2 separate regions of the Homo sapiens genome follow, and region 2 is linked to region 1. The links are chromatin loops, found by intact Hi-C in ENCODE. Cell type or tissue: K562. All regions are shown on one strand. Links, peaks and the distances in the headings refer to the core of each region. The heading gives the core; the rest is flanking DNA.

The links. Hi-C counts contacts between places; a loop is a spot of excess contacts. Peaks named below come from ENCODE experiments on the same cell type or tissue, not always from the same donor. Only the 100,000 strongest peaks of a DNase experiment are listed, where the experiment ranks them.
Region 2: it touches region 1 in a loop (4-fold over the local background); 8 of 110 quality-filtered maps call a loop at or near these places.

Annotation. Positions count from the first base shown.
Region 1 is chr1:91,803,644-91,806,454 of GRCh38, reverse strand. The region is part of intron 2 of TGFBR3 (transforming growth factor beta receptor 3); the gene reads left to right. Among named protein-coding and RNA genes, the nearest start is that of TGFBR3, 81 kb to the left of the region's middle. RefSeq lists an enhancer at 2,420-2,689. In K562, for the core only: no CTCF peak of the experiment used is centred there; DNase peaks (open chromatin) are centred at 1,584 and 2,394.
Region 2 is chr1:91,715,384-91,718,194 of GRCh38, reverse strand. It overlaps TGFBR3 (transforming growth factor beta receptor 3), which reads left to right. Exons shown (of 17, transcript NM_003243.5): 11 at 1,487-1,627; 12 at 1,801-1,959. Among named protein-coding and RNA genes, the nearest start is that of TGFBR3, 170 kb to the left of the region's middle. In K562, for the core only: no CTCF peak of the experiment used is centred there; a DNase peak (open chromatin) is centred at 1,554.

The sequences.
Region 1 (2,811 bases), core at 154-2,653:
GCATGAGGTGTGATATTAGTAATTTCTTTTGGCACTGATTAAATTTAAAGTCTGTGCAGCAAATGCATCTGTTCCCAAATGCTTTGTCTGCGTTCTGTCGAGTTTTGGAGCTGGCCCACCGCCAGCAGGGATGTGGGGGTTCTGTAACTGAGATTGGAATGCTGTGTTGCAGCTAAAGGACATAATGAAAGGGTGAGTCCATTTGATTTTTTTCTTTAAGTGGAACTGGGAATTTAGACATTGATGTTATAGCGAGATCTTAGGAACGTTTCCCATGTGTCCAGATAAGCAAGCATTAGTGAAAAGGATGGAGGAGGGCATTTGGTAAAATGAGAAACGAGTTTCATTAAGTTCATGAAGTCTTTTAAGTCAACCAAAGGTGATACGTGTGAACCGAGCAGTTTATTTTATTTTAGTAGATATGAATGAATGTTTACATTTGGCCTATGCATCTGTTCACCCAGTCCTGAGGCGAGGAACTGGAAAGTACAAGGCAGAGGCAGGTGGTGCTCTGCCAGGGGAAAAGTCTGGAGCTGGAGTCTCAGAGACCCAGGTTCAAATCCCCTATTGCCACTTCCTGCTGATGTGTTTCTTAGCCTCTCATGAGCTCCAGTTTCCCATCACTCTAAAATGAGGGCATTAACACTGTCTTCACAGTGGTATTGTGAGAATCAGAAACATGTACAAGATGTGTGGCCCCTAGTGGTGTGGTAACCATACATATGAAGAGTTAACCCCCAGCTTCTCACACAAGGCAGCGGCCCAGGGAGCCACCATGTGCTTCACAGTGTGGCCTCAGGTGGCCCAGCTGCTGAGCACCCGAGCGGTGGGGGCCTGCTTTGTGAAGGAGGCTGGTTTGGCAGTGGCCTTGGCAGTGTGGCCGTGGTCTGGGCCACCTGGGGAGTTTCTCACCAGAGTTTATTTGAATTTGTGCTGTCTTCAGGTCAGTAAATATTTTTGTCAGTAGAAGTAGCATCTTGTGGGTGAAGGGGGCTGTGCCTCTGTGCTGGTGGCCGAGGAGAGTGTACCAAACAGAAGAGCAGAGCCTGACTTCAGTTCAAACAAGACACGACACCCGGCAAGATTTTGAGATCAGATTTCTCGAGTAAGCCAGCAGGGGAGGATTAAACTCAGCTCACACTTTGAGTCCAAGGAAAAGTTAGATTTCTTTGGGAGCTACCCTTAAGGAATCTTGTACTCGTCACATACCAGATGCCCAGAATGAACTGAAATATCCAGATTGGGAGGCACCAGTGAGGATTGTCTCTGGAGGTGAATCCATATGGACATTACTGCCAGGAAGCACTTTTCTGAAATACACATTCTACCTCTGTGTGGCTCACAACAGTTTACTTATAGTGGGTTATAGAGTTTCTGTGAGGCTTTGGATGAAGTATCTGCAACATGCCTTTTCATGATAGAGTATGGTGTGAAGTGAGCACGCGTGTGTGCTTATGAGCATTGTTGCTTTCAGGTGTGTTCTTTCGTCATCGTCCACGCCCTGGTTGATCCTTACGTGGTAACACAGCTTTTGCTGTGCTGCTGATAAGGAGCATCATCAGAGCATGTCACTCACTTGGCTCTTGACTGCAGGGAAGAGATTGCGTAGGGAAGACGGGATGTGGGTTTTCAGCCGTGGCCACAGGAGACACTCCCAGCCTTTTGAGGCTGCCGGTGAGGGCCTACAGTAGCAGCTCCAGAGCTCACAGGTCACCACAAAAGTGAGCAGATGAGTCAGATGGGGTTTCGGAGCATGTTTTCCTGGTTTCCAAGCCTTCGTGGCTGGGAGGTGCTATACTCGGGCCCCATGGTGGTCAAGTGAGAATCTGAGCCACTGTGTTAACTCAGGCACTTGTGCTAGAGCCTGTGGGGTGGATCATGCTGTTCCCAGGTGGAAGCCTTCCTGAATGGAGCTGGCCCTGGCATTGTGCAGACAGATTGCGGAAGGAACCACTATGAGGCCAAGGGGGAAGGATGGGAGACAGGTTCATGAGCTGGCTGTGGCAGAGGGAAAGGGACAGGAAGGCTAGGGCCTGACCCAGAAGTGGCAGGATGAGGCTGGGGCTGTGGTGTGCCAACGGAGAGATAGAGGATTGTCCTGCCACCTGGAGAGAGGGGATTGGCCAGAAGAGTGTCCGGGAAGAGAAGACAAAAACAGATTTGTGTTTCCTGCTTTCTGTGACAGTTGAAGGTGGGGAAGCCCCAACTGGGACTTGATTCTTAGCAACCAAAAATGCCACCTCCTTCATTTCATGGTTGGTGTTTTTTTTTTCTGCCCCTTTTAGTATAAGAGTGAGGCTTTGGCTCTCAGGTAAAGAGTGAAAGCAGGAAGTCTGAGACAGACAGTCCCTTATTGGCACAAAGCCCATGCAGCATGCATCACCCCATGGTTCTTCCCCATTTCTCAGCGATAATTGAGTGTCTGTTTTGTGCCAGATACTGTGCTGGGGTGAGGCAGGCAGCAGCAGACAGAGTGGTTGGGTTCTGTTCTTTCGTGGTGTTTGCAGTCTTTGGGAGCATGTAGATGTGAAACCAATAATTGCACAAATAATTATGTACATCTCATCACAGGAAGTGCTGTGGAGAGAAACGGAGAGTACCATGAGAGTATGAAAAAATACAGATCTAACACAGTGAGGGAGGTTTGGGGAGCTTCCTTGAGAGATCAGTAGAATGAGCAGGAGTTTGTCAGGCCATGGTGGTGGGAAGGAACAGAAACGGTGGGGAATGTGTTCCTGGAGGAAACCTTGCTATTCAGAGGCTCCTTTGGGACAAAGGTTGGCACTTCTGATGAAATAAAAGAAGGCAAGT
Region 2 (2,811 bases), core at 155-2,654, 88 kb after region 1:
TTTTAAACTCCAGGGATGGGCTAATGGCAGAGCCAGGACGACTGAATCCAACTTCCTGACCTCTTGTCCACTAATCTTTCCTAGACACCAGGCTAGGCCCTGCTAATCTCCTTTTGTTACTCAAATAATTAATTTATTAACCTTTGACCTCCTGATAATTGCAGCATGAATTTTCGTTCAGTTATCCAGTGTCTACAGATATAATGAATGTCATATATTACTGAAATACTTGATTATGGCATTTTAAAACTGGGGTCCAAGTTAACACCAAAAGTGGCTACAGTAATATGTCTGTTAAGAAAAAATAAAAAAAAAAAAAAGTCAGTTGCTTCAGGAGAGAAAGGCATGTAATGATCCCTTAAAGTTCCTTTTTTTCTCACATATTTTTCTTTTCTTTATTATGATCTTTGAGTTTAGCAATATCCTAGATGCTTCCTTTAATTGGCGTCAGTACTTTCTTTGGAGGACCTGGTACAGAGAGAAAGGCAGTTTGTTTTTTTTTTTTAATTTTCTTCCCATCCTACTCCCTTTGGAGACTGTTTTAGCTGTTCTCACCAATTATAATTGTTTGTAGTAATTTTCAGACTTACTATATATTTCTATTTTGCATCATGTTCAGAATCCAAGCATGTGAAGCAAAAGAAATTAGGATTTCATTTATGGCGTCATGACCCTTGGGTGAATTTTCTCATCCTATTTAGAAATAATCCAGGAATCATAATTTCAACCTATGTCAAGATAGATTCCGGGAATATATCTGCAGGTGGATAGCGAAAAAGGTGGAAAAAAAAGATTCCTGGAATAAAACGTATTCTTTTCCACATCCATACACCATAGAGAAAGATTTCTTAGGGAAGAAATGAGCAAAAGTTAGAGGGGTACAAGAGCGGCAATGAAGAGATGTGCTCCATAGTAAACATTAGGTCCTTCGCTGCTGACTCCAACCAAACTTTCTACAACTCTTAAAGGATATATATAACCAAACATTAGGTCCTTCGCTGCTGACTCCAACCAAACTTTCTACAACTCTTAAAGGATATATATAACCAAAGCTTCTTGTATTCGCCAACTGCTAGTAGTTCTTAGAGTTTATAATATAAAGACTCTTAAGGGGAAGCCCCTTCTCACGGTATAGGCAAGTCTCTTGACAACTCCATTCAACTCCATTCTAGTATCTAGTGTTTTCCCACCATTTGAAATCATTTGTAATTATTCAATATGGTTACAACATAAATATTTATTTTTCACAAGAGAAGATACAAATATTAGTTTAGCTTTTAACTTGAACCTGCATTGGGTTTCTCCTTATTCTTCATCACTTTGAAGATATAATTCGAAAAAGCCTGGATGTTATTTTATTATTTTGTCTTAAAGTCAGATTTTCAATTTGCATCAGAATGATTACATGAGTGTTTGTGTGAGGCAGAACCAAACACACATGGTTTGGTGTTTTTATAACATTGGCTGTGCTTTCTTTGCCTTTTAGATTGTGATACAGGTTCCAGCCCTTGGGGACAGTAGTGGTTGGCCAGATGGTTATGAAGATCTGGAGTCAGGTGATAATGGATTTCCGGGAGATATGGATGAAGGAGATGCTTCCCTGTTCACCCGACCTGAAATCGTGGTGGTATGTGTTTGTTATCAGTAGGGGGTTTGTGGAAAATGCTGTCTATTTTGTTGGCTTTAGTTAGGGACTATCTGAAAATAAAATCAGATGTTAAAAGCCAAAGCTCATGAAGCTACAGGGCCTTCATCCTTCATATGACTGTCATTAATCTTCCTGTGGGTTGTTATTTCCAGTTTAATTGCAGCCTTCAGCAGGTGAGGAACCCCAGCAGCTTCCAGGAACAGCCCCACGGAAACATCACCTTCAACATGGAGCTATACAACACTGACCTCTTTTTGGTGCCCTCCCAGGGCGTCTTCTCTGTGCCAGAGAATGGACACGTTTATGTTGAGGTGAGACCTGAAAGTTAGCCTTGACCTTTTAGGTTAGTGCTGGGCTATAGTTCCTTAGACATCAGCTAAAATACCCTGTACAGACCTCTTCCTGTCCTACCTCACAGACCTTCAACAGGTCTGATGAGGGATTGGCTCAGAGAACGCTTCCAGACTGACTTCTGACCAAAGCAGGAAATTTCAAGATTTAATACATTATGCTAAGTGAAGACAGTATTTTGTAGATGAATGTTAACAAAAAAAAAAATTGGCAAGTGTGAATTCTACTGGTAAAGCCCTGTCCTTTGCTTTTGGAACAGTAGTTCAGTAGTTGCAGTGTTAGAGTTAACCATGGAATATTTCAAAACCACCTCATATGTTATCTTTTATTTCTTTTTTTTTCCCTGCACAGTCCCCTTAGCCCCCAGCAGGGCAGCCAAATCCCTGTGGGTCCATGCCGCCACTGAAACTGACTTGTTATCTTTTAAATTGCACTCACTTTTAAGTGAAATGCTATGTGCTATTATAACTCATGACATTTTTTTTTCTAGATCATGATCTGAGTATCTGTATAAACTTATTTAAACTATTTCCTATATATAATGTTAATAATCATGTGCAACCTAAATCTGGAATCTGGAGTGACTACACAATATTAGGCAGTGGCGGTAATAATGAAATAACAACATCTAACATTTGCTGCAGATTTATTATGTGCCAAACAGAGTTGTAAGTATTGCAGCAGTTAGTTAACTCTTTAGAGCCATCCTATAAGGGAGGCTAATAATATCTTCATTTTATGGATGAGAAAATTGAGGCACAAATTTGTCTGAGGCCACACAGCTGGTACTAGTGGAGTTCAGATTCAGTGCT